4 separate regions of the Homo sapiens genome follow, and regions 1, 2 and 4 are each linked to region 3. Evidence: chromatin loops called from intact Hi-C (ENCODE). Cell type or tissue: heart left ventricle. All regions are shown on one strand. Each heading gives the region's core, and the rest is flanking DNA. Links, peaks and the distances in the headings are about the cores only. Region 1 overlaps RFFL (ring finger and FYVE like domain containing E3 ubiquitin protein ligase). Region 2 holds the start of RAD51D (RAD51 paralog D). Region 3 overlaps LIG3 (DNA ligase 3). Region 4 overlaps RAD51L3-RFFL (RAD51L3-RFFL readthrough).

The links. Peaks named below come from ENCODE experiments on the same cell type or tissue, not always from the same donor. Only the 100,000 strongest peaks of a DNase experiment are listed, where the experiment ranks them.
Region 1: a loop joins it to region 3, with 1.9 times the contacts of the local background. A loop is called at or near these places in 2 of 110 quality-filtered maps.
Region 2: a loop joins it to region 3, with 4 times the contacts of the local background. A loop is called at or near these places in 73 of 110 quality-filtered maps.
Region 4: it touches region 3 in a loop (13-fold over the local background); 77 of 110 quality-filtered maps call a loop at or near these places.

The regions. Positions count from the first base shown.
Region 1 is chr17:35,041,721-35,049,066 of GRCh38, reverse strand. All of the region lies in intron 1 of RFFL (ring finger and FYVE like domain containing E3 ubiquitin protein ligase), which reads left to right. The region is part of intron 5 of RAD51L3-RFFL (RAD51L3-RFFL readthrough); the gene reads left to right. Among named protein-coding and RNA genes, the nearest start is that of RFFL, 18 kb to the left of the region's middle. RefSeq lists enhancers at 2,014-2,143, 2,284-2,383, 2,444-2,493. In heart left ventricle, for the core only: no CTCF peak of the experiment used is centred there; no DNase peak of the experiment used is centred there.
Region 2 is chr17:35,115,681-35,123,026 of GRCh38, reverse strand. RAD51D (RAD51 paralog D) reads left to right here and starts at 3,167. Exons shown (of 10, transcript NM_002878.4): 1 at 3,167-3,495; 2 at 3,855-3,916; 3 at 4,408-4,526. The coding sequence starts at 3,414. RAD51L3-RFFL (RAD51L3-RFFL readthrough) reads left to right here and starts at 1,505. Exons shown (of 7, transcript NR_037714.1): 1 at 1,505-1,736. FNDC8 (fibronectin type III domain containing 8) reads right to left here and starts at 1,412. Exons shown (of 4, transcript NM_017559.4): 1 at 1,125-1,412. The coding sequence starts at 1,333. RefSeq lists an enhancer at 2,835-2,894 and a silencer at 3,105-3,304. In heart left ventricle, for the core only: CTCF peaks have their summits at 2,898 and 3,115 (motif pointing right); a DNase peak (open chromatin) is centred at 3,206; H3K4me3 peaks cover 1,912 bases; H3K27ac peaks cover 947 bases.
Region 3 is chr17:34,995,603-35,002,948 of GRCh38, reverse strand. LIG3 (DNA ligase 3) reads right to left here. Exons shown (of 20, transcript NM_013975.4): 10 at 6,754-6,885; 11 at 6,296-6,375; 12 at 5,124-5,211; 13 at 4,653-4,730; 14 at 4,222-4,345; 15 at 3,500-3,642; 16 at 3,093-3,167; 17 at 1,546-1,692; 18 at 845-1,040; 19 at 160-281. Among named protein-coding and RNA genes, the nearest start is that of LIG3, 19 kb to the right of the region's middle. In heart left ventricle, for the core only: a CTCF peak has its summit at 4,574 (motif pointing left); a DNase peak (open chromatin) is centred at 4,568; H3K27ac peaks cover 1,144 bases.
Region 4 is chr17:35,085,794-35,093,139 of GRCh38, reverse strand. The region is part of intron 5 of RAD51L3-RFFL (RAD51L3-RFFL readthrough); the gene reads left to right. It overlaps RAD51D (RAD51 paralog D), which reads left to right. Exons shown (of 10, transcript NM_002878.4): 10 at 1-919. It also overlaps a transcript of RFFL not described here. Among named protein-coding and RNA genes, the nearest start is that of RFFL, 26 kb to the right of the region's middle. RefSeq lists enhancers at 3,221-3,872, 4,589-4,718, 4,849-4,898, 4,909-4,988 and a silencer at 3,569-4,198. In heart left ventricle, for the core only: a CTCF peak has its summit at 3,655 (motif pointing right); DNase peaks (open chromatin) are centred at 3,019, 3,749 and 4,609; H3K4me3 peaks cover 2,422 bases; H3K27ac peaks cover 1,488 bases.

The DNA.
Region 1 (7,346 bases), core at 2,086-6,085, 47 kb before region 3:
AAAACCTTGAAGATAGGCTGAACACAGGTGTTCTTGGCAAGGAGAGAATATGGTGAAAATACAAAGGTTTTTGTGACACCAAGAGAACTAGAAATCACCATTCATTTCTGCTGCTTGGCGTAGATACTGGGTAGATCACATCCTCCTGGCAGGAGCAGAAAACATTTCAGAAAGTCAGCATAATTTTCAGATTGAGATCAAACATCAAACCAAGCTAAAGGTCTGTGGGAGGAAGGGGGTGCTTAGTCTGAATTCATCCTGGATTTATCACCAAATCCTATCTGACTTCAGTGCAGTGCAAGCAATTACAGTGCATCAGGTGGAGGCCGGAGGCATACGTTCATTCTTTGAATTTGGCAGAGAAGGGTTGAGGAGCTAAGGGAGAAATTCTAAACTGGCTGGACTGCAGGGTTGTGGGGAGTAACAAACTCATTAGCAATGGGGTGGAATTGGGAAGAGATTTAACAGCCTGGGGCTGCAAGGAGGATAAACCACTCTGACCACCTCTGAGAAGTTTTTCAAGGGATTATATAATTAAGAACTGGTGGAAGAACTGTAGTCATTTAATTCTTAGAGGAGTGGTTCAAAAACTAAACTGAACCTGATTAGAGGTATTGGCATACCTAAATTTTTATTTTTTTAATTAATTAATTAATTAATTTTTTGAGATGGAGTCTCGCTCTGTCGCCCAGGCTGGAGTGCAGTGGCGTGATCTCGGCTCACTGCAAGCTCCGCCTCCTTGGTTCACACCGTTCTCCTGTCTCAACCTCCCAAGCAGCTGGGACTACAGGTGCACACCGCCACTCCCGGCTAATTTTTTGTATTTTTAGTAGAGACGGGGTTTCACCGTGTTAGCCAGGATGGTCTTGATCTCCTGACCTCACGATCCGCCCACCTCGGCCTCCCAAAGTTCTGGGATTACAGGCATGAGCCACCGTGCCCGGCCCCTAAATTTTTAAAAAGCAGATAGATAGAGGAATAGAACTGATAAACGTCTTTTTAAAGAACCTTAATGGGCTGAGTGCAGTGGTTCACGCCTATAATCCCAGCACTGTGGAAGGCCAAGGTGAATGGATTGCTTGAGGTCAGGAGTTCGAGACCAGCCTGGCCAACGTGGTGAAACCCCGTCTCTACTAAAAATACAAAAATTAGCCGGGCATGGTGGTGGGCACCTGTAATCCCAGCTACTTGGGAGGCTGAGGTATGAGAATCGCTTGAGCCTGGGAGGCAGAGGCTGCAGTGAGCCAAGATCACGCCACTGCATTCCAGCCTGGGTGACAGAGGGAGACTCTGTATTTAAAAAAAAAAAAAAAAAGCTGGGCATGGTGGCTTGCGCTTGTAGTCCCAGCTAATCAGAAGGCTGAGGTTGGAGGATCACTTGAGCCCAGGAGGCAGAAGTTGCAGTGAGTGAGACCATGCCACTGCACTCCAGTCTGGGCAACAGAGGGAGACCCTGTCTGAAAACTAAGTAAAATAAAAAAGTTAAGAACCTTAATGGGCCTTTCTGTGTTAAAACAACAACAACAACAACAAAAACAACCTTAACAAAGTACTTTCTTTAAATTATTTACAGCCAATTTCTGTTGAACATCCATTATTTGCTGGGCTCTGGGTTAAATGCTTTGACATGCGTTATTTTAATCCTTTCAATTATCTTTTCAATGTAGCAGGTTTTAATTAAAGGAGTTAAATAACACCAGAATTCATTCTATACCATGGTACATTTGGCTGCAGTAATTTTCGTGCAGTCCACTTTGGAAAGGTAAATTGCATAATTTTGAGCCTAGATAGAATTCCTGTCTGGAAATGCCTTCTTTTCCCGGTGCATTGGAGTGCCAGAAACCCCTTCACCTAGTCCCTGCCTTCATTTAAAAAAAAATCCTGGTTACCCATTAGTCAGTCATTGTGATAATATCTTGTGAAAGCAGCTTCTTCAGTAGAAGGTCCAGAAGAGCTTATCTGGTAAATCCTCTTTCCTGCACCAGAGTAGTAGGGGGATCAGAGTCTCTTTATTCTTGATGAGCTTTGTCATCAGTTTCGATGGAAGAAGGATCCTGCTGTAATTAAACTGCAGGTCCATTTATTCTGTTTTCAGCGTTGTTAGAAGACTTTACTCTGAATTGCTTTGTTTCCTGATTGACTCACCCTTTGGGGCAGAATGCCTGGGTTGAAATGAAAGCGTAGGTTTCTCTGCTGCGGTGTTCAATCTGTCATCTCTCCTAAACTCCACACTAAGAAGCAGCCATTTAATTGGTCAGACCCCAGGGGTGATATTTTGGCACAGCTCCATTGGTTAGAATTACTTTTCCCTGAACTTCATAGCAGATGCTGAGGTCCCTCTGCAGATATTTGTCATAGAATAGTTGAAACCAGGGAGTTTCTGAGAACATTTATAACTTGTGATTATTATGTATGTCTTTCAGTTGTTAACAGTTACCGCTTAAGAAAAAGAGCTCACTTATTGCTAGTGGGAAGTGAAATCTCTCTCCTTTCCCCCTTATTCATATTATTATTTTAACAGTTTATGCTCCAAGACCCTCTGCTCTCTGGTTCCTGTATCATTTTGTTATGTTTCTCCTTCCACCTTGCTTGGGCTGTGCAAGTCGGGAAGAACAGGCAAAGGTACACCCAGACCTGGGTGTGTCTGGTAGAGGTCGGTTTCTTTGATTTCTAGCATGTCTTTATTTTACATCTGCATTTGTTGTTTTCATGTTTATTTGTATTTGCAGTTCCCATTGCAGCACCATTCCAATCCAAAACAACAGTGAAGGCATTGAAGCCTTCTGTGTCTTTTTAGGAAGAGATGGAAGTGACCGTCTTGTTCCTCTTCCAGGCTCTCCTTTTCTGGTTTTGTCCTTCTGTAATAACAATTTAAACCATTTTTCTTTTCTTTTGTTTTTCAAGTAATCTTAGCAGACAAAGAAATTCTCTTCAGTCTTTCGTTCAAGGTATTGCTGTGGTTATGTGTGTTTAAAATCCTTAATTTACTGATCATCCCGGAATCATAATTGTGCAGTTTCTGTCCTTTTTTTTTTTTTTTTTGAGACAGAGTCTCACTCTGTCAGCCAGGGTGGAGTGCAGTGTGCAATCTTGGCTCACCGCAACCTCCGCCTCCCAGGTTCAAGCGATACTCCTGCCTCAGCCTCCCGAGTAGCTGGGACTATGGGCATATACACCACCACGCCCAGCTAATTTTTTTATTTGTAGTACAGATGGGGTTTTGCCATGTTGGCCAGGCTGGTCTCAAACTCCTGACCTCAGGTGATCCGCCGGCTTCAGCCTCCCAAAGTGCTGCGATTACAGGCGTGAGCCACTGTGCCTCGCCAATTGTGCAATTTTAAGCATGAATTTCTGTCCTTTTTTTTTAAAAAGCGCTCTATTGCTGTTATCATTAGTTAATAATTCAACAAATATGTGTTGATTACCTGGCATTAAGGCTGAGAATAAAGCTGTGAAATAGACCTACTCTTGTTTCCTGTTTCACTTTCCACACCCTAAATATGGAAGAAAAATACTTTAAAAAGAATTATATAGGCCGGGCATGGTGGCTCATGCCTGTAATCCTAGAACTTTGGGAGGCTGAGGCGGGCAAATCACTTGAGGTCAGGAGTTCAAGACCAGCCTGGCCAACATAGTAAAACCCCATCTCTACTAAAAATACAAAAAATTAGCCAGGCATGGTGGCACGTGCCTGTAATCCCAGCTACTCAGGAGGCTGAAGCATGAGAATTGCTTGAACCTGGGAGGTGGAGGTTGCAGTGATCTGAGATCATGCTACTGCACTCTAGCCTGGACGACAGAGTGAGACTCTGTCTCAAAAAAAGAAAAAAAAAAGAATTATACAAACTGTTAGCCAGTTGATTAGATACAGTACTGCTAGAATGCTCTTTCCCCCAGAATGTAATCATTATGAGATTCAAGGACCTTGCCTGTTGTTGTTCCTCTTACGTTCTCCAGAGGTACAGGAGATTCATGCTAAATAGTCTGATAAATCAATTATGGTTATAAGGAAGTGTATAAGATTCTATGAGGCCAGGCATGGTGGCTCACACCTGTAATTCCAATCCTTTGGGAAGTTGAGGTGGGAGGATCACTTGAGCCTGGGAGATCGAGGCTGCAGTGAGCTGTGATCGCACCACTGTACTCCAGCCTGGGTGACAGAGTGAGACCCTGTCTCAAAAAAAAAAAAATGTTATGAGAGCACAGACAGGATCAGGAAAGGTTTCCCTGAGGAAATAAATGATATGTAAGGGAGGTGAGGTGGCAACAGTGCTCCAGGCTGAGAGAATAGCTGAATAGCTTGAGGGAGGGAGATTCCTAAAGCCAAAATAACCTTGGTGTTTGAAGAACTGAAAGAATAGGATAGAGTAAGGAGTAAGGCCCTGAGCACTAAGGATTTGCTTTCATTATTATTTACTAGTTACCCAGTGACAACACTTACTTTATTTTTTTTGAGATGGAGTCTCGCTCTGTCTCCCAGGCTGGACTGCAGTGGTGCAGTGTCGAGTCACTGCAACCTCCACCTCCCAGATAAGCGATTCTCCTGCCTCAGCCTCCGTGCAGCTGGGATTACAGGCACCTGTCACCATGCCTGGCTAATTTTTGTATTTTTAGTAGAGACAAGGTTTCACTGGGATTACAGGCGTGAGCCTGCCGCGCCTGGCTGACAACACTTATTAAAAGGAGGGTAGACCAGGTGCGCTGGCTCATTGCCTGTAATCCCAGCACTTTGGGAGGCCCAGGTAGGATTGCTTGAGGCTAGGAGTTCAAAGACCAGTCTGGGTAACATAGACCCTGTCTCTACAAAAAAAATAAAAATAAAAAATTAGCTGGGCAAGGTGGTGGGTATTTGCAGTTCTAGCTACTCAGGATGCTGAGGTGGGACGATCGCTCAAGGCTACAGTTTGCTATGATGGTGCCAATGCACTCCAGGCTGGGTGACAGAGACTTGTCTCAATAAATGAATCAATGAAATAGAGCATTAGTTGCAGTTGAGACAATTAAGTCAGAAAAATCTCAACTGGAGCAAAAGTAAGAAGAGAAACTGAAATACACCTTAAATATCAGTTAAAGGCTTTATCTTTAGAAGGTTGGGGGTCTGTATCACTGGTACCCTGAACTTGTAGAAACTAGAAATGCAGATGACTTATGGGATGTATAAATTAAAGTTCTGTAGTCCCAGGAATGGTTTTTCTATGTATTATACTTTTTACAAGGTGCTTAAGGTACTTTTTATTGAATCCTACAAAAATCAGACCATTTTAATTCTGATTTTTGTAGGATTATTGTGTTAAATAAGACAACAGATGCAAACATAACAACTAACTTGGCACATTTTAGGTGTTTTGTAATGTTTTTACTTTGTAATCTTCTGAGAAAGGACTTCAGGAACCCCAAGTTCTGAATAACTCCCCCAATTTTCCCCGTGTCTGCCATCTGAAATAATAGCACAGAAGATTATGTCATGTCTAAAGTTTTGATCCTTTACATTAAAGTATAACTTGGGGACTGGAGGAGAGAAGAGGCTCTAGTCCTTGTGTCTTTGATGTTACTGACATCTCTGTGTGAAAGGAGGCTCTGGAAGCTGGTTTGGAGAGAGGCAAACATTTAATCCTCATGAGCCCATGCCTTATTATAATGACGGCTATTTACTGAATGTCTAACACTGCCCTCTGCTCTTGATGTAAGATTGAAAAGTCCAGTGAAGTTATGATCCCCCTTTATACTGAGCACCACCTCTATGTCCAGCCTGTGAGGTGTAGGGAATGTATTCCTGTTACTCTGAAGCTCCTAGTGGCAGCTTACTCAAGCTCATTCATTTATTCAGTGTTAGAGCCAGGATTTAAGGTCAGGTCTGACTGATTTTAAAGCCAAAGTAAAACATACTTGGGAACAGCTTTTTTTCCCCCCACCTTTCTCTCCAACTGTTCTGTCTTCTTAAACTTTAGACCTAAAATAAAATTCTTACCTAGGAAATATGCATTTATCTGTTACCCATATCCAAAGGACTGCCTTGGAGGATAGAAAATGTCTATTAGTATTAAAAGCTTTGGAAATGTTTTCCTCCCCTGAGTTCTGGCCTGTGAAATATTCCTTGTTTATGTCCAGCCCATGCACCACTTCAGCAGGGCTCTTTATCCTAATTCAGGCCTTGGATTCTAAAGTTCTACCATATACATGTCTTCTCTATGACTTAGGTATTCTGAATTCTTTTTTCTTTTCTTTTTTTTTTTTTTTTTTTTTGAGATGGAGTCTCATTCTGTCGCCAGGCTGGAGTGCAGTGATGTGATCTCAGCTCACTGCAACCTCTGCCTCCTGGGTTCAAGCAATTATCCTGCCTTAGCCTCCTGAGTAGCTGGGACTACAGGTGCATGCCACTACGCCCAGCTAATTTTTTGTATTTTTAGCAGAGATGGGGTTTCACCATGTTGGCTGGGCTGGTCTCGAACTCCTGGGCGCTCAGGTGATCCGCCTGCCTTGGCCTCCCAAAGTGCTGGGATTACAGGTGTGAGCCACTGCGCCCGGCCACCGAATTATTTATTCTAAAATAAATATCTCAGAAATAGTATCACAGAGAACATGCTTCATTGTCCCACCCCCAGCATATGAGACCAGTTAGTAGTATGGTTTACTCAGCAGGCTGCTTACTTACAAATGCAACAGTTGTCCTATTTTATGCTCATTGTGTTGTCACCAGCATTTTAAATCTTTACAAGTCAGGGTGGGTACCTCAGGCAGGTTTGCTGGAAAATTCCAGTAAACAGTTTCAAAGGAGTTCAAGTTGCTTGCCAGACTAACTTACTTTTAAAAGTAAGCAGCCTTCCAAGTTAAGAGATGATTTTAAATTTCAGGTGAGTTCTCAGGACATTGTGATTTTTTAATTATGCTGTTGGTATAAATCAGCTGTGTCAGGGCCTGTCCCACCAAGAGCGTTGGGTGGTAAGAAACCCAAGCTTTGGGTGACCAGAGAGAGGAGAGAGACCTTGGGCTTTCCAGCCAGTAATGCCTATGAAACATGTAGGTCATTGGCATTTTATTTTATTTATTTTTTTGAGATGGAGTCTCGCTCTGTGGCCCAGGCTGGAGTGCAGTGGTGTGATCTTGGCTCACTGCAACCTCTGCCTCCCGGGTTCAAGCGATACTTCTCCCTTAGCCTCCTGAGTAGCTGGGACTACAGGCATGTGCCACCACACCACTAATTTTTGTGTTTTTAGTAGAGACGGGGTTTCACCATGTTGTCTAGGCTGGTCTTGAACTCCTGACCTCAACTGATCCGCCTGCCTTGGCCTCCCAGAGTGCTGGGATTGTAGGAGTGAGCCACCATGCCCAGCCATCATTTTAGAATT
Region 2 (7,346 bases), core at 1,485-5,484, 120 kb before region 3:
CTTGGAGACTCAGCTCAAATATCACTTCCTCCAAGAAGCCTCCTTCAACTGCACCCAGTCTCAAGCTATACTAAGCCCCTCTGGTCCCTCAAGGCATCCTGTCCTGGCACTTACCAGACCATGCTATATCATTCTGGTTATTGCATGATCCCCATCCTTTCACCCCTGACCTCCACATGCCAGACTGGGAGCTCCTTAAAGGCAGGGACTGTGCTTTCCAGCTCTGCGTTCCCAGAACTTAAACACTGGGACAGACACCTTGCAGGTGCTCAAAGAGTTTTGTGGAATGAAGTAGAGGAAAACCAGACTTGGTGAGGAGGAACAGCAAAACCCAGTCCGAAGGAAGGCAGGCTACTGGGGAGCAGTCAGGTAGATGAAGGTACCAAAGAGAGAGGGTTGAGGAAGAGGAGCCATGGGTGTGTCAGGGATTTGGTGATGGTGAGGACCACAGCCAGTCAAGGCAGGATAAGGAGCACTGTCAACAAACTGACTAATCCAAGAAGGCCTCCTGGAGTGGGAGCTCCATATGCCTCCAAGAAGTGATTTGGGGCTCAGGAATACATAAATAGATCCAACCTGCCCACACGCTCTTCTCTGGGAGTCAAGGAACTGGGTTGTGACAAGTCAGGGAAGTATAGATTCTTTGTCTCTCTGCCCAGCCCTCGGCTCCAGCCTTTCTTAGAAACTATAGGCATGGTGGCTCAAGCCTATAATCCCAACACTGTGGGAGGCTGAGGCGGGAGGATCGCTTGAGCCCGGAAGTTCAAGACCAGCCTGGGCAACACGGTGAAACCCCGTTTCTACCAAAAAAAAAAATTTATATATATATATATATATATATATATATATATATATATATATATATATATGAAAATTAGCCAGGTGTGGTGGTGGCGCGTCAATAGTCCCAGCTACTTGGGAGGTGGAGGTGGGAAGATCACTTGAGCTCAAGAATTCAAGGCTGCAGTGAGCCGAGATTGCACCACTGCACTCCAGCCTGGGTGACAAAGCAAGATCCTGTCAAAAAAAAAAAAAAAAAGGAAGGAAGGAAGGAAGGGAGGAAGGAAGGGAGGAAGGAAGGGAGGGAGGGAGGGAGGGAGGGAGGGACCAGATTTGTGACTTACAGTAGGTTGATGGTATCATCCTCCAAGAAGTTGACCAAATTGCCCTTTGAGGCTAGTGGGAGTCCTTTGGTAGTGACGGTCCGGTTCATAGACTTGGGGTTTGAAAAGGGTTTTGGCAGTTGGTCAAGGGCATTCATCATGTTGAAGTTTTCTTTCTTCAGTACAGCCTCCTCCCCATCTCCCACTTGATGGAGTGCCTCTGATGCCATCTGATTTGTTCGGGATGACACCCGTCACCATGCAGGACAACCCAGCTGACCAGAAGCAGAGAGAAACTGTGGGGGCAGTGGCCCACCTTTAGTTTGGACAGTCTGCAGGTGCAATGAGCTGACTTCATAATCATCACAGAGTGTAACAATTACAGGCCAGCCTCCCCCCTTGATTTGAGGCTACTGCTGCCAGGCTAGCTATGTGGCTGGCCAGACCAAGGGCCAGTGTGACTGTGAAGCAGCATCATGAGAGGGGTAAAACCAAGGAACAGACTGCATGAGCCCTTGGGCCCCTTCCAGCTCTAATACTCCATGGTGATGGCAGCCCTGCCCTTCTCTGAAGATCTCAAAATGCCTGACACCTGTGTCCTTCCGCACTGCCCTGGGAAGGAGAATAAGGATGGTGAGAGATGGGCGTGGGATGTAGAGGATGGTGGTGTGGCCCTGAGAGATAGGCAGTATTGGAAAGTGTCTGCTGGGGAGGGAAACTTTGTCCGTAGAAGCTAAGGCTCTCTATCCTGAAACCATAGGCTGCAGACTCCACTGTGCCCAGTCGGTTAGTGAAAGGGAAAGCCCACATGGTTCATAGGGGTTCATGGCTCACATATGATCAGACTTCACTGCTAGAATTCTAAATGTGCCACACCCACACTCCCAAGTACTTTCCTGTGTGGAGTGACAATGGTGGCAGTTGCAGTGGGATACAGAGATGGGCCACACATGATCTCTGCTCTCAGAGAAACCACCTTACAGTAGGAAAACATGTACACAGCTTCAGGGGTGGGGAGGGGGGCTGTTAGAAAGCACTGGCTTTGCAGAGTCAGATGTGGATGTGAAGTCCAGCCCTGTGCCGCCTAGCTGGGTGACCTTTGGCAAGTGATTTAACCTCACTGAACCTCAGTTTCTTCATTGGTGAAACAGGGATAAAAAATAGCGCCTCCCTCACAGATTTGTGATGAGATAACCATGTAAAGTTTTATTTCTTCCTATGGATGAGGCAAAGCAAAGGACATTTAAAAATACCAAATCATATCTTTTTGTGTGTGTTCTATATAACCAAGGTTTCTTGCCCTTAAAAAAAATAAAAAATAAAATAAAAAATAGAGGCCGGGCACGGTGGCTCACACCTGTAATCCCCGCACTTCGGGAGACCAAGGCAGGAGGATTGTTTGAGCCCAGTAGTTCGAGACCTGTGTGGGCAACATGGTGTAACCCCATTTTGTAGAGGCGAAACCTCTACAAAAAATACAAAAATTAGCTGGGCAAGGTGGCACGTGACTGTAGTCCCAGCTACTCAGGAGGCTGAGGCAGGAGGATCGCTTGAACCCAGGAGGTCGAGGCTGCAAAGCTGAGATCTCACCAGGGCACTCCAGCCTGGGCGGCCGATCGAGACCCTGTCTCAACCAAAACAAAACAAACTTTTGAAAAATAGACGCAGGTGCCCTCTGGATGCTTTGCTGCTTCTTGACACCTGTCGTATAATCTGTAATGATGTGATTTCTGCGATTCCTTTTCATTGTCTGTCTTTCCCTTGCTCACAGTAAGCTCCCTGGGGGTAAGGGCGGGTCGTCTTGTGTCGCATTTTGTCTCCAGCGGAGATCCGTTCCGTTTGGAACGGAAGCTGGCGCACAGAAGGCTCTTTAGAAGGTCGGTGTGTGTGTTGCGGCAGAAGGTAGAGGCCGAATGTGGCCGCGGGTGGCGTGTTGAGCGCGGAGGGGGTCGTGGGACTCGGGAACCTGTGCAGGCGGTGGAGAGGGGCGCAGCGGCTCTGCCCCGTGCGGCCCGCAGATGGCGCTGCAGGCCAGGTCCTCGCCGCGCGCCAGCCTGGAACCCGGAAGCGGCAGCGCGGCGCGACCCGGCGGGCGGGCTCTGGGCGCGGGAATCCCGGCGGATCCCGGGCGGGCGGATGACCCCCAGCCCTACCCTTGGTGCCGCCTCCTCCTCTCTCCTTTCTCCTCCGGCAGCCAGCGCGCCTGTGTCCTCTCTAGGAAGGGGTAGGGGAGGGGCGTCTGGAGAGGACCCCCCGCGAATGCCCACGTGACGTGCAGTCCCCCTGGGGCTGTTCCGGCCTGCGGGGAACATGGGCGTGCTCAGGGTCGGACTGTGCCCTGGCCTTACCGAGGAGATGATCCAGCTTCTCAGGAGCCACAGGATCAAGACAGGTGACCGGGTGTGCGCGTGCCAGGGAGCCGCGCGGGCCTCGCACAACCTGGGCAGGCCCCGAGGGCTGGCGCACTGCCCTGGCATACCTGCAGGGCGCTTCCCCTCCATTCCTAGAGGGCCGCGCTTCTGGAGAGGCTCAGGAAGGGTGGGCGTGGGGAGCCAAGCTCTAAAACAGGGTAGAGATTCCTACTGTGTGCAGGGCACCGCGCCGGCTCCTGCAGCTTTGTTATTTCACACTGGCCTCCTGAGACGGCCTGCCGGGGGGTAGAATTGACACCCCATTTGACAGATGAGGAAAAACCAAGTGTGGGAGGCCCCAGTCCTCTCTGCCAATCCGCTATACGTGTTTTGTTTTCAGTGGTGGACCTGGTTTCTGCAGACCTGGAAGAGGTAGCTCAGAAATGTGGCTTGTCTTACAAGGTGAGCTCCTGATCTCCACATTCCAAACCTGAGTGTCTTTTTAAAAAGTCCATCCCAAGCCAGCTGGGCGCGGTGGCTCATGCCTGTAATCCCAGCACTTTGGGAGGCCGAGGCGGGTGGGTCACTTGGAGTCAGAAGTCAGGAGTTCGAGACCATCCAGGCCAACATGGTGAAACCCTGTCCCTACTAAAAATACAAAAATTAGCTGGGTGTGGTGGCCCACGCCTACAATCCCAGCTACTCGGGAGGCTGAGGAAGGAGAATCATTTGAGCCCGGGAGGCAGAGGTTGCAGTGAGCCGAGATCGTGCTACTGCACTCCAATCTGGGCGACAGAGTGAGACCCTGTCTGAAACAACAACAATAACAAAAGTCCATCCCAAGCCAAAGGGAGCAGAGGGTTCTCAGATATTGAGAAGTAGGGTGAATGACACCCTGGGATGCCAGCTTCTACGGGCAATTTGTTGCTGAGCAGTCTGGGGCCCTTTGGCAGGCCCTGGTTGCCCTGAGGCGGGTGCTGCTGGCTCAGTTCTCGGCTTTCCCCGTGAATGGCGCTGATCTCTACGAGGAACTGAAGACCTCCACTGCCATCCTGTCCACTGGCATTGGCAGGTTTGTGTGTGTACTTGGGGAAGAAGGAGAGAGGCAGGAGGATGGGGCCTCCTCTCAGCTCTGCTTTTGATGCTTGAGTCTAGACGGGAGGGGTTTTTTTTTTAACCAATAATGGATGGGAAGGAAAGGGGTCAGGACATCTGAATTCTTATCCTATAACAGGGTTATGGGGTATCTCAGCCTTGGCACTATTGATATTTAGGGACAGGTAATTATTTGTTGGGGGGTGGAGGCTGTCCTGTGCAGTGTAGGATGTTTAGCAGCATCTCTGGCCTCTGCCCACTAGATGCCAGTAGCACCAGCCCTGCTCCAGTTGTAACCATCAAAAATGTCTCCTGACATGGCTAAATGTCCCCTGGGAGGCACAATTGCCTCTGGTTGAGAAGCATTGTCCTATAACACAAGCTGTCAGTATCTCATTATTTTCACCATCTTCTCTGGCCCTACTTCTTATTTTACTTAAGGATATGGCAAGAGAGAACATTTACTGAGTGCCTACTATGTGCAGGCATTACCTGTATGTTCTAGGTAATCTCTTCAGTGACTCTACCAGTTAGAGATAATTAACCCTACTTGAGTTTAGCCTAAGAGGAGCAAGTGGCAAAGGTGAGGCTCAAGCGCGGGAGTATGTGGCCCAGAACTTATTCACCACATCTGCAGCAGTAGAGAACAGGAGAGTTCAGAGAAAGAAGGAGTTGCGGTCCAGATGCAGTGCTCATACCTGTAATCCCAGCACTTTGGGAGGCTGAGGCGGCAGATCACTGGAGGCCGGGAGTTTGAGACCTGCCTGGCCTGCTTGCCCGCCCAAAATGATGAAACCCCGTCTCTACTAAACATACAAAAATTAGTCGGGCGTGGTGGCGGGCGCCTGTAGTCCCAGCTACTTGGGAGGCTGCAGCAGGAGAATTGCTTGAATGTGGGAGGTGGAGGTTGCAGTAGGCCAAGATCGCACCACTGCACTCCAGCCTTGGTGGCAGAGCGAGACTCTCTCAAAAAAAAGGAGCAGTTATGTCCCGCCACGTTGTTTGGTGGGTTGGGGAAGAGTTGCAAAGACGACAGACGTTTGCTGGCCAAGTGAGTCTTGACCTTTTTCCTGGTCTGTTTGTTCAGAAATTGATGAATAACTGCCACCATAAAGGTCTTTGGATTGGTGTGGCCCTTTCTGTTTCCTTAACACATTCTCTTGGCAGGGTTCATGCAGTGTGGTGCTTGCTTTCCCTGGTTGGGGGTCTGAGTCTGTGATCCATCAAGCACTGGCTAAGGGCCTGCTGGGTGCTTGGTATGTGCAGATGATACATACACGAATGAGGCAAGGCCCCTGCCCTTAAGGCCTCTAGTTGGGTGTAGGGGAAAATCAAGTGAATACAAGAGAGCTGTAAGCACCGAGGGAGGCAACGGTAAGGAGGGAGTGGTGAACAGGAAGCCGATTGGCCTTGGGCTTAGGGAGTTTATAAATCCAACAGACATGGAGGGCGCACTCAAGTGGGAACCTGGGAGGACTGCAGCTGCCTCAGGTCCCCGCAGGGAGATCGTGGAGTGGGGTCAGGAATGCTCTGAAGAAGGCAGGACTTGGGCATGGAGGAACAGATGGACTTTCGCTGAATGCTTTCGATGAACGAGGCACTGCGGTCAGCACTTCACGGTACATTATTTCATTTATTCGTCACAACCACCAATGAGCATGTTACTGTTTAAATCATCATTCTAGGCCGGGCGCAGTGGCTCACGCCTGTGATCACAGCACTTTGGGAGGCTGAGGTGGGCGGATCATGAGGTCAGGAAATCGAGACTGTCCTGGCTAACACGGTAAAACCCCGTCTCTACTAAAAGTACAAAATATTAGCTGGGCGTGGTGGCGGGCGCCTGTAGTCCCAGCTACTCGGAAGGCTGAGGCAGGAGAATAGCATGAACCCGGGAAGCGGAGCTTGCAGTGAGCGGAGATCGCACCACTGCACTCCAGCCTGGGCAACAGGGCAAGACTCCATCTCAAAAAAATAAAATAAAATAAAATAAAATAAAAATAAATCATCATTCTATAGGTGAAGAAATTGGGACTCAGGTTAAATGACTTGTTCAAGATTGTGCAGTTAGCAAACGGCAGACCAGTTATTTGAGTTCATGCTTGTCACACTCCTAAGTCTAAGAACGCGGCTCTTAACTCATCTGCCCGGCTGTCTCCCTGGAGGCGGGAGGCCATTGTGAAAGCAGGGTTATAGACAGTGGGGTAGAGGTGTGCAGGGTGGAAGGGTGGCAGAGGCCAAGCAGGGCCCTGGCAGTGCTGGCCTGGGGTATGTGAGTCCAGTCTAGAACAGTGGGAGACATGTTGAAGAGGAACTGTGACAAGACCTACTACCAGGAGGAATGTATTGTGAAGAATCAAAGCTGACTCACCAGGTTTCTAGCCTTTCTTTCTTTCTTTCTTTTTTTTTTTTGTCGGAGTTTGGAATGTATTGTGAAGAATCAAAGCTGACTCACCAGGTTTCTAGCCTTTCTTTCTTTCTTTCTTTCTTTCTTTCTTTCTTTCTTTCTTTCTTTCTTTCTTTCCTTTCTTCCTTTTCTTTCTTCCTTCCTTCCTTCCTTCCTTCCTTCCTTCCTTCCTTCCTTTCCTTCTTTCCTTCTTTCTTTCTTTTTTTTGACGGAGTTTCACTCTGTTGCCAGGCTGGAGTGCAGTGGCGTGATCTCGGCTCACTGCAACCTCCGCCTCCAGGGTTCAAGTGATTCTCCTGACTCAGCCTCCCGAGTAGCTGGGACTACAGGTGCGTGCCATCAACGCCCAGCTAATTTTTTGTATTTTTAGTAGAGATGGACTTTCGCCATGTT
Region 3 (7,346 bases), core at 2,795-6,794:
CCTGCCCACGACAGAGGAGTGGCTGCAGGCAGGGAAGAGGTTTAGCCGATGTTCCCCAAACACCTTTGCTCATCCTCTTTCAAACTTCTTGTACAGAAGGTTGGGAACACAACCTGGGCTAAACTGGCCCACGTGGTGTGTTGCTGTTTTTACCCTCACCTTTGTTTGGCACAGCGTCTCATCAGCAGCTTTCCGCTTCTCCCCTACTTTCACTGGAGAAGACTTTGTGGCCAGCTTCTCCCCCACCTTCATAGCGGAAGGCTTTGCAGTCTGCATGTTGCCTGCAGGACAGAGAGGAAGCTGGGTGTGGTGGTGCACACCTATAGTCCCAGCTACTCGGGAGGATCAATTCAACTCAGGAGTTCGAGGCTGCAGTGAGCTATGGTCGTGCCACTGCACTCCAGCCTGGATGACAGAGTGAGACCCTGTCTCTAAAAAACATATGATACAAAAGAACTAAGAGGGTAGGGATTGCTGATAATGCTCCCTGAAGTCAGGGGCAGTAATGGGAAGGACCAGGGGCTTTCTCTGCTATGAGCATAGGTGAGAGGGGAGTGAAGAGTTATCAGCTAAGCCCTTTACTCAAAGGTAGCTTATTCCCTGGTCAGACTGGCTGTCCCCAGGGTACTGCTCCATTCAGGTTTGCTGAGCAGATACAGGGTGCCCAGCAGAAGGGTCTCTGGCCCATGGCTGGACACACACCAGGAATGTAGTCTGTGTCCACTGCAGTGGACACAGATAATCATGAGATCTCAGGGCTGGAATGTGAGACTGGGTCCCTGCCCTTGGATCTCTGCCCCTCACACCGCCCTCTTCACCATACCAGCCCCCTCCCTATCCTTACCATCTTTGCTGTTGGAGTTACTCAGCTTCCCTTCTGCTTTCTTGGTACTGGCTGAGGGCTTGCTGGGGGCCTTGCGGGACACAGCAGACCCTGAGGGACCCTTATTCTCTTCACTGCTACCCCCTGTAGTGGAGCTCCCCTCATCTCCAGCCACTACAGTGAAGTCTGCCTTCTCCTTGGACAACTGGTACAGTTCCTGAGGCGGGGAGGGACAATGTCAGAGGGTTTCATTGCCTTCCCAGTCTGGCCTCAGAGGTGGTGTGTGTGGTGTATTTTAGGCGCATATGGGAACAAAGATGTGAGAAAGATAAAGAGCAAGGAAAAGGAGTTGGCTCCCTTGGCACCATTCCAAAGTATGGCCCTATAGCCTGAGTAATCAGGGTACAAATCATTGTTCTCTGTACAGCAAAGCAGGCTTTGCTGGGGCAACAGGAGCAAACTCTTATTCCCCAGACTAAAGGCTGCTCAGTGGGGCCTTGCAAATGCAAGGTTCTCTACTCAGAGATGGAGGGAGAAGGAGGTCTAGTGCTGTGCCCCTGGCCCAGCAGCAGTTTGTCTCCCTCTCTAATTGCCCTCCTTGCTCTGCCTCAGGAGAATGGGGGAAAGGAGAAGACAGAGGACATGTGAATGGTCTAGATGCCCAAGGCTCCAAGGCCTGGACAGTGGGGTGGAGAATACATATACAGCCTAAGAGCTGCTACCTTGAGTTGGGGAAGGTTAGTGGCAGATTTCCAGTCCTTATCATCTCGGATTCGGGTGCAGCGAGGGAATCGGATGGAGATCCCGTCAGCTGTATGAGCCTCCGATTTGGAGAATTCAGCCCCTGTGATCTCCCACACGGCAGCTTTCTGTCAGGAGTAAGCCAGCAGGTCATCACTGGTTAAGAAGATAGTATCAGTGGCCGGGCGTGGTGGCTCAAGCCTGTAATCCCAGCACTTAGGAAGGCTGAGGTGGGCAGATTACTTGAGGTCAGGAGTTTGAGACCAGCCTGGCCAACATGACGCAACCCCGTCTCTACAAAAAATAACAAAAATTAGCCAGGCACGGTGGTGCACGCCTGTAGTCCCAGCTACTCAGAAGGCTGAGGTATGAGAATCGCTTGAACCCAGGAGGCAGAGGTTGCAGTGAGCTGAGATCATGCCACTGCTCTCCAGAACGAGACTGTCTCAAAAAAAGGGAGAAGCAAGTATTGGCCAGGCGCGGTGGCTTGCATCTGTAATCCCAGCACTTTGGGAGGCCAAGGCAGGTGGATCACCTGAGGTCAGGAGTTTGAGACCAGCCTGGCCAACATGGTAAAACCCTATCTCTACTAAAAATGCAAAAATTAGCTGGGGGTGGTGGCACCCCTGTAATCCCAGCTACTTGGGAGACTGAGGTGAGAGAACTGCTTGAACCCAGGAGGCGGAGGCTGCAGTGAGATGAGATCATGCCACTGCACTCCAGCCTGGACAACAGAGTGAGACCCTGTCTCAAAAAAAAAAAAAAAAAAAAAAAAAGTATCTCCCAACCAGCTAGAAGCAATACAGAACAATTAAAACCAAAAAGGCGGCTGGGTGCAGTGGCTCACGCCTGTAATCCCAGCACCCTGGGAGACTGAGGCGGGCAGGTCACCTGAGGTCAAGAGTTCAAGACCAGCCTGACCAACATGGAGAAACCACATCTCTACTAAAAATACAAAATTAGCTGGCCACGGTGGCACATGCCTGTAATCCCAGCTACCTGGGAGGCTGAAGCAGGAGAATCACTTGAACCCGGGAGGCGGAGGTTGTGGTGAGCTGAGATCCCGCTATTGCACTCCAGCCTGGGCAACAAGAGTGAAACTCCGTCTCAAAAACAAAACAAAACAAAAACCAAAAAAGCTTTGGCTAACAGCTGGGAAACTTGGGTCCTAGTTCTGCTGCTGCTGTTGCTGAATAACCTTAGGGAAGTCCTGTTTGTTCTCTAGATCTCTTTCTTGGTCGGTACAAGAAGGGATTGGGCCAGATTACTTCTAGAACACACCCTTTGTGCTGAGGGGATAGGTACTCTCTTCTTCTCTCTCTTTTTTTAAAGCAATTGTATTGCAGAAAGAATTCTATTCAAAATTCCTCAGAGTTGTCTGGTTGTCCCTGTGCCTATCACTCAGCTGGAAATCCAGACCCCTATCCCTGGGTGGACTTTCAGCGAGGTGAGATGGATTCTCTATGGCACTAGAGAACCTGCAAGCTAATTCTATGAGCTGGAGGCCCCCAAGCCACTGGGTTGATACCTTTGGGTCTGGGACGATGAAGTCAGGATAGTAGATCTTGTTGACCTTCAACCAGCTGGGTATTTTGCTGGGGTCCTAGAGGAGAAAAGATGCTACTTTGGGCTGTTCCCAACCTGGAACAAGGCTTAAATCCCTTCTCTTGGTAATGAGATTATAAGAAGCCACTTAAACAGCTGATGTTTGAGCCATGTGATCCTCCCAGCCCAGAGTGGGTATGACCTAGAGGCATGCAAGCCATTTTCCACAAGAAGGCATTCAGAGATTATAAGGCCTAATCCTGCTCCCCTGAGCAAGCTGCAACCCTTCTTTCTGGGGAGACAGAAATACCTGTAGTCCCCAAAGCACAGCCTCTGTCTCAGTGATGGCGGCCAGTCCAGAGGCCATGGCCAACCAGGTCCCTTCCTCACCTTGCTGATCTTCACCATGTCTAGTTCATTCTGCAGGCGGGCAAGCGTGGCATCATCATGGCCTCCTGCACACTTGGTGACTGTGCACCACTTCTGGCTGCCAGGGTCGTAGCAGCCCATGAGGAAGATTGACATCATGCCGCCTGGGAGGGGAGTGTGAGATGAGTGTGGGTTGGAGGAGCCATCTCTGCCAGTCCCAAGAGCCCAGGGCCAGGGAGAGGACCTTGGGTCCTGGCCGTCAGAGTGCCAGAGTTTACCTCTTGGAGCTACCTCTTACTAACTGTGTAATTTTAACCTTTATAAGCCCCAATTTCCTCTTCTGTAAATGAGGGATAATCACACCCAACCTGTTGGGCTCTGGGGCATTGAACTGTGTTGGACACATGATAGATTGCTTAAAAGTATTAGTTCCTCAGACTCCAGCTTCCTTTCCAGTCAGGAAAGAGATTTTGCCTGAGGAGAAAGCTGTCAGGCCCTGACGAAATAATTGGTGGTAAGCGTCCTTCTGCTAGGCTAGCATAGGGTACTCTATTCTGACTTCTCCCTAACCGAGTAAGCAGCTCTGCCTGAGGTGACTCAGGCCAGCTTGGGGCCCTAGATCCTAGGACTTCGGAAGTCATAACTGGCCATGCTGGCAGATCAAGCCAGTAACAAGGCCAGCCTGTACCTCAAGCGGTACCTTCTAAAACAGTACCACCCCAGGGGGCAGAGGCCACCCTGACCTTTGCTCCCTTGCCCATAGAAGGCTCCAAGGACCACCAGGTCAGCTGTGTCGGCCATGGCCCCCTCGTTCAAATAGTCTTTCTTCACTTTCAGCCAGTGCCGCTTCCCAGGCTCATATGTACCCTGAAGGGAAGCAAAAGAGAGACCACAGAATAGAAAGGCAACTCCATGAGGATGGGTTCACCCCTTCACTGCTACACACCAGATCTAGCCCAGTGCCCCTCCCTCAGGGTAAGAGCCCTCAGGCTCCAGGCACTATAGGAGACACACAAAGCAGTCCTCCAGATCCAGGACACATCTGCCCACACTTCCCCAGCAGCCACCCCAACCACTGCAGGCTGCCACCGCCATCTCCTGGTCAGGGCTGGAAAGGCTCAGGGGAGAGGGCTGCGAGTGAGTCGACAGGAGAAGCCAAGCGAGGCCACTTTACCTTCACATCCTTCAGCACCAGCCCCTCCAATCCCTCCTGGATCACCCGGGTTATCATGTCAGCCAAGTCCAAAGCTTTCTGAGGGACAAGAGAGATGCTGAAGTTGGTGTGAGAGTGGAGAAGGTGGTGAGTGAGTGGGGGTTGTTCCTTTTCACACACTAGTTAAGTGTCCACTGGAAACACCCTTACTTGAAATATAAGGGACAAAGGGTTAGAAAGCAGGTTGCTTCTCATCCCAAACAGAGGGCTGCTGTGGCTTTGAAACACAGGAGGCTTACCTAGGAAGGATTTCCATGCCCTACCCTTCTGGGTGAAGACTAGCAGGCAACATATGCAATAGTCAAAGGCCAACATTATCAGGAGGCTCCATAAGACATTAAGATTTATTCTTCCAGTCGCAGTTGACCCAAGGAGTTCTCTGCCCTGCTTTCAAACTTCTAGGACACTGCCTAGCATAGGGTCTTCACTTACTGTGACTCGCTTCATTTCTGAGAACATGATCCGGTTTGGAATTTCAACCATGTTGTCATGAAGAAACTTCCGCCGCTCACACAGAGGTCTGAGGAGAACAGGAGAGCTGAGGTTAGGCCGGGATCCTCCCTCCCTTATTAGGAATTCTGAGGAAGGAAGGGCCACAATGATAAAACTGCTACTTCAAGAAAGGGTTTGCCATGGATCAAAGACCTCATGTGTAACAGTTCTGCTGTCAAGGGCTACAAGGGCTCCATCGTGACCGAAGATGGAAAATTGTGAGCTGTGGCATAGAGCCAGTTCATAGTTGTAGTTCCTAGTTCTACTTCATCAAGCGAGCCAAGGGAGAACTGGCCTGTAGCCCAGATTGTATAAATTCTGGTCCCACTTGAAATACGACTCCAACTCTCATTTTTTATCCCCTGCACCCTGCTTTGCCCCGATCCCAAGGCCAACCCCGGGGTAGGCAGGCTGAGACAGGCCTTGGGACCCAAACCCCAAATCCTACCCCCACCAATTCCTTCCCTCTCTACTTCCTTCTCCTTCCCCAATCAAGGATGTGGCTGTTGCAGGAGGAACAGGGGTAGAGATACATTTCTAAGTGAGGAAAGGGCTGATACTGGTTTCTCAGGCACAAGCATATGGATGCAGCTAAGTCAAGACTGCTAATTCTCTCCAAGATGGTCCCACCCATGGCCTCCCCTATAATCCGGAGCTTCCTGTTGTCAGTCTCTTCTGAAATCAAAACCTCTGAGCTGAAAACCATCTGCCTTATGCCCCCAGGGGTGCCACTGGAGCCCCTAGGGGTGCCATTGGAGAAATAAACTGAAACCCCATATGCTCACAGTCTATTTCTCTGCAATAGTCCATTTTGCTTTAGTAGAGAAACTTCTTTGGGGGTTTGGGTTTCTTCTGTGACTTAAGCTCTCAGAGAAGAGATGGAGTCAACACATGGGCTCTTTCTTACACTGAATGGGGAACTGATCATGTAGCAATTGTGCTTCCTCTCAGCTCCCTCTTGCCATTGCCTTTGGCAAGCTCCTGAGCACAAACGTATGTGCCAGCTGGTTCCCTGTACCCTCCTTTCCAACCTGAAGCCCCCATCTTCCTCACCCAGGAAATGAAAACAGATTCCTGGCAGTTTCTGGGTTTAAAGATGCTAGCCAACTCACCTGTCCATCAAGCTGACATCATTAAAGTAGATACAATCAAAAACAAACAGGCAGACATTAGCATCCTGGAAGGCTGCTTTCTGTAAGGGAAAATGAGGTAGTAGGTACACATAGGACAAAAGTCAGTGTGAAAAAATAAGGAGTACCAGTCCACTTCTGGAGGCCCCCTGAGGCACCGGATGAAAAAGTACTATTTCTGCTCTGAAGCCCCTGGGCCATAAGGGCACTGAGCAGATAGTGCTAAATGGAAACCAACCCAGTTATAAACTGGTTCCCAATACCAGCCCCTTTTTAGGAGAAAAACAAAAGACAAAAATCCAAACCAGAAACAGGTCAGAAGCGAAGAATAAGGGCCACACTAAGGGATATTTCCTCCCTTTTCAGACCGCAGCGTGCACCCACATGTACATACTCACTCACACTCATTCATTCTTGCACATATGGCCCTGAGCTAGTACCTTGTGTACTCCCAGAGTCCCAAAGGGCAGTGGTTTGCCTGTCTTGTTGTCAATCAGAAGCACTTCAGAATCCAAGATCATGCTGTGGCCCCCAGGAAAAGCCTGGGGAATGTAGTCCTTAAAGTGGGCCACCTGAAAGCAGAAGGGGAGCTTTGGTGAGGGATGACATGGCAGCAGGGACCTCAAACCATGCCATGGAGGGCAAAGCCCGGGCCCAGACAGGATATAGAACAACATGTGGAAGGCCCAGCTAATGTGCAAAACATATAGCTAGGCCTTGCGAGCCACCTGGACAAGAGGGAGAGGCCATCTGTTTCAGTACTTCTGTCCGGGCCCAGGAAGAGGTCAACCCATGCTGGGTCACTTTCTATGGGCTGTAGAGAAGGTACAATTTTTGAGGAAAATGGAAGAAACAGATTAAACCTGTCGGGGGAGGAGGAGGAGGGTAGGTGGGCAGAGATTAGTGCCTACTGCAGAAGATGTGTGACTATCAGGCTGGGGACTGGATTAGGGGAGAACAGACTACTTGAAACCAGAAAGGTAGAAATGAACTCCCTCAGGTGCAGCAAGGAAACTTGAGCAGTGTCTTCTCT
Region 4 (7,346 bases), core at 1,543-5,542, 91 kb before region 3:
ATATTATGAATAAGCTTATGATGCATGGGGGATACTGATGACAGCTTTCTTCTGTCCAGGCAGGCCCAGCTACATGGTGGTATGACCAGTGCAGTCACACAGCCCCATGCTTAGCAGGGCTCTGCACTTAGTTTAATGCTCTGCTGTTGCCATCTTGAAGTTCTTAATTTTTAAACAAGCATCCCATATTTTGCACTGTTTCTTGCAAACAGTGTAGCCAGTTCTGTCTCCAGGAATGGATCCAGCACTAGTACTGGCCCTTCTCTTTGGGAAACATCCTTCCATTGATTTCTTAGGGAGTAAATCCCTTGAAGAGTAACCTCCCATAGAAAAATTAGGGTTAGCACCCTGTGTATGTTTATCTCTAACTGTTCCATTCTCAGTAACCTACACATCCTCTCTCATTAAAAAAACAAAACAAAACAAAAAACACTTTATATTTTACAGAAGCTATTAGATCCAGAGAGGTTGGTAGGGGTGCTGGTGAAATGGAATGGTGATTTGGGATTTTGGAATCAGGAAAAAGATCTAAGTTCAAAACCCTGCTAGTCCCTTTCTGGCCGAGTTACTTGGACAAGGTAATGTCTCTGTCCTACTGGTAAAGTGTATGTTGCAGGGGAATTACATTCTTTGTTGGTAAAATATATGCCTCAGGGGAATTAAACAGATAATTTATGTAAAGTGCCTTTCACAGAGAGTCTGGCACATAGTAGGTGGTCGGTCACTATTAATTCTTCCAGCTCTTGCCAGAAATAACTAAAATCAGGGCACTAGGACTTCCAAGCCGTGCTGCTACTAATAAAAGAAATAATATGATTTATTTTTTCACAACTGTTTGGGGAAAGGCCTGTGCTTCATAAATATGCGTTGGAAAGTACTTAGCAAATGAGTAGAAATAATAAAAATATGTCCAAGTAAACAGCTCCTATAAATATGTCACTTGGTAGACAAATTAGTGTTTTATCACTACTAAATACTATTGCTCGCTGAAAAGGATTTCGGATTGCTTGCACAATGGGTACATTATTGAATGCCTCTGTGGAAGGGCATGATAAAGATGAAAAATAGTGACGGTGGTAATGCCTAAGGTGGAGAAAGGAGGAGCGTGGATAAACGCAGCTCGGAGGCCTCTGTGCTGCAGTGATATGCACATTATTTAGCAGCATTCCAATGATTTGCTTGTAATATGGACCAGAGGGCCCAGAAAAAAATGATTTCCACAGGATGTCATGAATCCAAACTTCAATTATTGGATCCAATCAGTGGATTAAGTGCACCCCCTTTCAGAACTGAACCTTCAGGTTGTAAACTAAGTTTATGAAAGGACATCCCCAGGTCTCACCCCACCCTTGTTCTGGACCTATTAACTTTTTTTCTGTTTGTTTGTTTTTTGTTTTGAGATGGAGCCTTGCTCTGTCACCCAGGCTGGAGTGCAGTGGCACGATCTCGGTTCACTGCAACCTCCACCTCCCGAGTTCAAGTGATTCCCCTGCCTCAGCCTCCCGAGTAGCTGGGATTATAGGCGTACGCCACCACGCCTCGCTAATTTTTGTTATTTTTATTAGAGATGGGGTTTCACTACATTGGCCAGGCTGGTCTCAAACTCCTGACCTCAAGTGATCAGGTCTCCCAAAGTGCTGGGATTACAGGCATGAGCCACCGCGCCTGGCCTGGACCTATTAACTTTCTATAACTATGATTTCTATCAAGAGAAAGAGTGATGTGGTGGAAAAGGCTGTGCCTTCATCACAGCTAGGAATCTATTTCAGAATTGAGAGGATGGACAAGGTCCTGGCATATCTAGGGAAAAGGAATTAGAGGGAAAGGAGGAGACCATAAATGCCTTTGGAGGGTAGGGCTGGAAATGAAGACTTAGAGAGAAGCAAACCAGACAGAATTGCATCAGGGAAAGTTACAAAAATAGCCAGGAAGGAAAATGAAGGGTACATTTAATTCGGATGTGGGAGGCCTTTAGCAGGTCAGTCTTTCCGTGCATTCCAGGTGATTGAAAAAATCAGTTTTAAATTCCAGCTTTTTGGGGCGCAGTGGCTCGTCCTGGTAATCCCAGCACTTTGGGAGGCCGAGGCGGCAGATCGCTTGAGGTTAGGAGTTTGAGACCAGCCTGGCCAACATGGTGAAACTCTGTCTCTACCAAAAACAGGCAAACAAATAAACAAATTAGCCAAGCGTGGTAGCGGGTGACTGTAGACCCAGCTATAGGGTGGGAAGATCCTTTGAACCTGGGAGGCGGAGGTTGCAGTGAGCGGAGATCACGCCACTGCATTCCAGCCTGGGTGACAGTGAGACTCTGTCTCAAAAAAATAAATAAATTGCAGCTCCGTGTATTCAAGACACTGCTGGTTGAAAGAAAAAAAAGCAATACATTCCAGCTCCACCTTTTTCTAACCATGTAGTTTTGGGTAAATTACTTAATATGTAGATCCTCATTGATAACATGGGAATAATAGTACTCAGTTTGCTGGGTTGTGAGGATTGAAAATAATACTTGTAAAGTGACAGAGTCTGATATGTATACGTGATCTTATTGTTATTATTTCTGAGGCGTCGTCTCGCCCTTGTTGCCCAGGCTGGAGTGCAATGGCGCGACCTTGGCTCACTGCAACCTCTGTCTTCCGAGTAGCTGGGATTACCGGCACCCGCCACCATTCCTGGCTAATTTTTTGTATTTTTAGTAGACATGGGGTTTCACCATGTTGGCCAGGCTGGTCTCGAACTCCTGACGTCAGGTGATCCACCCACCTCAGCCTCCCAAAGTGCTGGGATTACAGGCATGAGCCACCACGCCTGGCTCATGATCTTATTTTCCTTACGATATTCCTTGTTTGAAAATACAAATTGTTCAGAAAAACTAGGAGTTCTCAATAGAACCTAAAGCCTAAGAAAATTGTGTCACTAGACACCATTTAAAAGAAGGATTAGAACTTAATATTATGTTCATGACTAGGCATCGTAGCCCACGCTGGCTAACCATCCCCTGGGCCGCCCTGCTGCTTGGCGGTTTACTAACCACAGCTACATGCATGCGCTCACTAAATCCTCACGCCAACCTGCGTTTCTGGGATGAGAAAACCAGAGTTCGTAAAGGTTAGGTACCTTGCTGAAAGGTGCATGGGTGAAAGGCAGGGATGGATCCTCGCTGAGTCATTCTCATTCTACCACAGCCTTCCTCAGCAGCTTCCTGACTTTCCTGAGGGGAAGTAGCTAGTCCTAGCGGTTTAGACTGGGCAGTGCTAGAGTGAGTGGGACAAGCATGGGTTTTTAGGTCCCACAGACCCGGCTTCTAATACCTCCCAGTTGTGGGACGCTGAATAAGCTCGTAACCCCTAGTGGGGCTGGGTTTCTGCAATCATGAAGCGGGGGAAACCATCGCCTGCTCATCGCACCGAGGAGAGAGTCAATGAGACATGAAAGTCAGGCACCTTTCAAAGTTTTATGACATGCGTTCAGAGGTGTTGAGGGACTCGCTCAAGGTCACCAAGCCGGGTCTTGACCCAGCTGAAACTTGGACCTGGACCCTTGGGCGCCTCCCGCAGAGTTGTGTGACCAAGGTAACCAGCAGCGGCCGACCCCACGACTTTGGGGAAACGACGCCTCCTACGGCCCCACGGCTCAGGCCAGCCCGGCCCCGCCGTCGGGAGCCTCAGCTCCGCCAGGGGGCGCGAGCGGAGGCCGCGCTCGAGGCCGCCGGGCGCCTCGCTCTTCTCTATGGTGGCTCGGGCGCGGCGGGAGCGGAGGCGCGATCCCGAGAGGGGGCGGGGCCGAGTCAGGGGCGGGGCCGCGCGGAGGGCGGGAGCGGCCGGGCCGGGCCGGGCCGGCTGGGGATGGGTGGGAGGGGGGGCCGACTTCCTGGGGCCGCCCGTGAGGATGTCGCGACCGCCCCCGGGTGCCCCTCAGCCCCAGAGACGCCGCCGCGGCGGAGTCCGCAGCCTCCCTGCCTGAGGCGTCCGCGGCCGGGATCCGGCCCCTCCCCTCGCCTCCTCTCCTAGGTGCCGGCCGGGAGGGCGGCCGCAGCAGGTGAGGAGGCGGCGGCGGCGGCGCTGGGGGCCGCTGGGCGCCCGGCCTGGGGAAGGACGGGAAGGGGGACGGTCGGGTGCCGTCAGGCTGTGGTCTGGGGGCCCTTCCTCTGTGTGGGGCGCGGCCTGGGACTCTCCCTGCCCTACAGGGGTGGGGGGAAGCCCTTGGCTGGCTGGAAGTCCCCGCCTTCAGGGCAGCCCACACCTGTCCTTTGAAAAGTCCCCTCAAAGAAAGCGTTTCACCTGTGGGGGCAGTAACAGGAGACGTGCGTCCTCGATTATCCCCAAGCGCCCTGCAGACCGGCAGGTCTAGTTGGCTTGTGGGGAAAAGATACCTCTTTGTACGTCAGAAGAAACTGAGGCAGGTCCGCGGCGGCCTGCTTACCCCTTTAAAGGAACCAGCCCGTCCCTATCTCCGTCTTAGAGGAGGCGGCTGGAGGAGGGAGGTTTGGAGTTTGGAGGTTTGATGGAGAAGTTTGGGAATGCGGTTCTCCCCGCAGGGTCCACTGTTCCCTCGCTTGGGAGTTGTCCTCTGTTCGCGATGTGTGTGAGGTCGCCACTGTGCGGCAGCGGTCAAGACCGAGAGGGAAATGGGGCCTCTCTTCAGCCGGCTGCCCAGGAGACAGTTGACCAGACATGGGGAAGTCTGGCGAACCAGGGGAGCCAGAGCCTCCGCTGGCACGTCTGCTCAGAGCTTGAGTTCAGGCTGGCAGAAGAGATAAACAACAGCATATCATTTTCTCCTTTTTGTTGGTCTGTCATTTGTTCTAGGGGGGAAGAAGACTGCTTGTGTAATCAAGAGTGTACCGTGCACCCCCCAGTCTACCATAAGGAAGGATAATTGTTAGCTTGGAAATAGGGTTTTACCCACAACTGTCTCTTTGCTCCCTGGTTAAAGGCCAGAGTGACGTGATGAGCAAACATCCCGGGGTGCATGTGGCCTTCTAAGAAAGCAGTGAGTTCCTTATGTATCCCTTTGATTATTGGTTTGGAGGACAGAGAGACTTCCTGTTAACCACTGTCGCTGCAACTGTTTGGGGTGCCTTATTCTCCCCGTGACAGTTCAATTTACTGAAATGTGGGCCGGGCTGCCCGTTTATTATACCATTCTTCTAGGAATGGGAGTAGGCAGGGGACAAGGTACTGGGCTGAATTTGTGTACAGAGTTCTAGGGCTGCAGCCTAGCCGTGGCAGCTCCTTTCTGTTCAGGGGATTTCAGGTTTGACAACTTCTTTATCCTTTTCTCTGATTACATTCTCTTTCACATTCAAGGAAGTAGATGATGGCAAAGGTTTCCGAACTTTTATTGTATATTTCCTAATTCTGAATTTTAGAGTACAATTCAGAAGTTACAGTTTATTTAGAGGTATTCTTAAGTTTGAAAATATTTGGGTATATTTTCATAACAATTGCAGATTGATGTGGCAGGGCTAATATCTTGATTGTGATTGAAGAAAATGTTCATGTAATCTAGGACGCACTCATTTTAATGCCCGTCTAATTACAAAGACCAGCCTGTTAAAAACTTTCATATTGATCAGGTAGACAGTTGTGATTTCTTGTTTACATTGGGATCAAGGGTTGTAAATATTTAAATCGACCAGTTTAACCAGCCTCCAAAATAACATGCACAAAAAAAGAAAGCTCTTCTCAGAAACCTTAAAAATCAATTTCTTTCAAACCTTCTCTCATGACCAAGCCAGTTGACATAACTCTGCTTGGTACCATCTAATAGGAACACCTTTTTTTTTTTTGGAGACAGAGTCTCACTCTGTCACTCAGACTGGCGTGCAGTGGCGTAATCATGGCTCACTGCAGCCTTGACCTCCTAGGCTTAGGTGACTCTCCCTTCTCAGCCTCCTGAGTAGCTGGGACCTCAGGCATGTGCAACCACACCCAGCTAGTTTTTGTATTTTCTGTAGAGATGAGGTTTTGCCATGTTGTTCGTCATGAACTGGGCTCAAGCAATCCTCCTGCCTTGGCTTCCCCAAGTTCTGAGATTACAGATGTGAGCCACCGCGCCAGGCCGGAACACCTCTTAAGGGTTGTGGAAAAGGCGTTTTTAGTGACCAGCATTTAAGAAGACAAAACAAACAGCAACAATAACAAAAAAGGGCACAATTTCTTTTCTAATTACATGTGCATTGTTATTTAAATACAGTCACACCCATCTCTATGAGCGTCATGCCTAAGACTTTCTGAGAACACCTCTGTAAACCTAAGAAGTTGTTAGGGGGACTAATTCCACCTTGATTTTTTATTCTTGTCATAGAACCTTTAATACTGCCATGGTTTTAATGATAGAGGCTTTTATACCAAACTTGTACTAGTCATAGTGTTTATGTTTTTGGAGGAAAGATTTAACCTCTATACCTTAGAATCTCATAACTTGTTAATACAATAACAGAATTAAGGTATTAGAGTTTAATGAGAACGCATAGTTTAAATTACTATTGGTGAAGTCTCAAGTGAGGAGCTGCTTCATTGTTGTTTGGTAATGGTTACTGGTTTAATGATGATTACTGGTTATTTTTGTTTCACTTCTGGTTATTGGTAATGGTTATTTGGTGTTTGTGTAAGAAAGATTTTGGCAATTGTAAAGATAGTCTTTTTTTTTTTTTTTAATTGAGATGGGGGTCTCACTCTTGTCAACCATGCTGGAGTGCCATGGAATGATTTCAGCTCGATGCAACCTTGCCTCCTGGGCTCACGCAATCCTCGCCTCCCAAGTACCTGGGACCACAGATGTGCGTCACTACGCCCAGCTAATTTTTGTGTTTTTGGTGGAGACAGGGTTTTGCCATGTTGCCCAGGCTGATCTCAAATGCCTTGAGCTCAAGCGATCCTCTGGCCTCGGCCTCCCAAAGTGCTGGGATTATGGGTGTGAGCCACTGTGCCCAGCCTAAAGACAAGCTTTTCATATAGAAACAGACTCCCGGGTCTTTCGTAAGGAAATATCTGATTAACTTCTTATTTTGTGACTTTATATTAGTTAAGCAGTTTTAAAATAGTAAAACTAATTTGGCTCTTAGTAGGATATCCTATTATATCTCACATAAAAGCCATCTCAGATAGGTAGGAATTGGCCTCATGTATTTAAAGACCTCTGCCCTCCCTGTTTCCAAGATTTAACAGCTGCCATCAGGACAGCGGTCATAGCTAATCCTGTTATGCCAGTCTTAGTTTAAACCCATTATCCTTTCTCTTCGTTAAGACTGTCATGAAGTTCTTCCTTTACTTTTCTTATGCAGGGTGAATATTCCACATTTTTAATGTATTTGGGCCTGTTAACATTCTGCAGTGAAGCCAAGC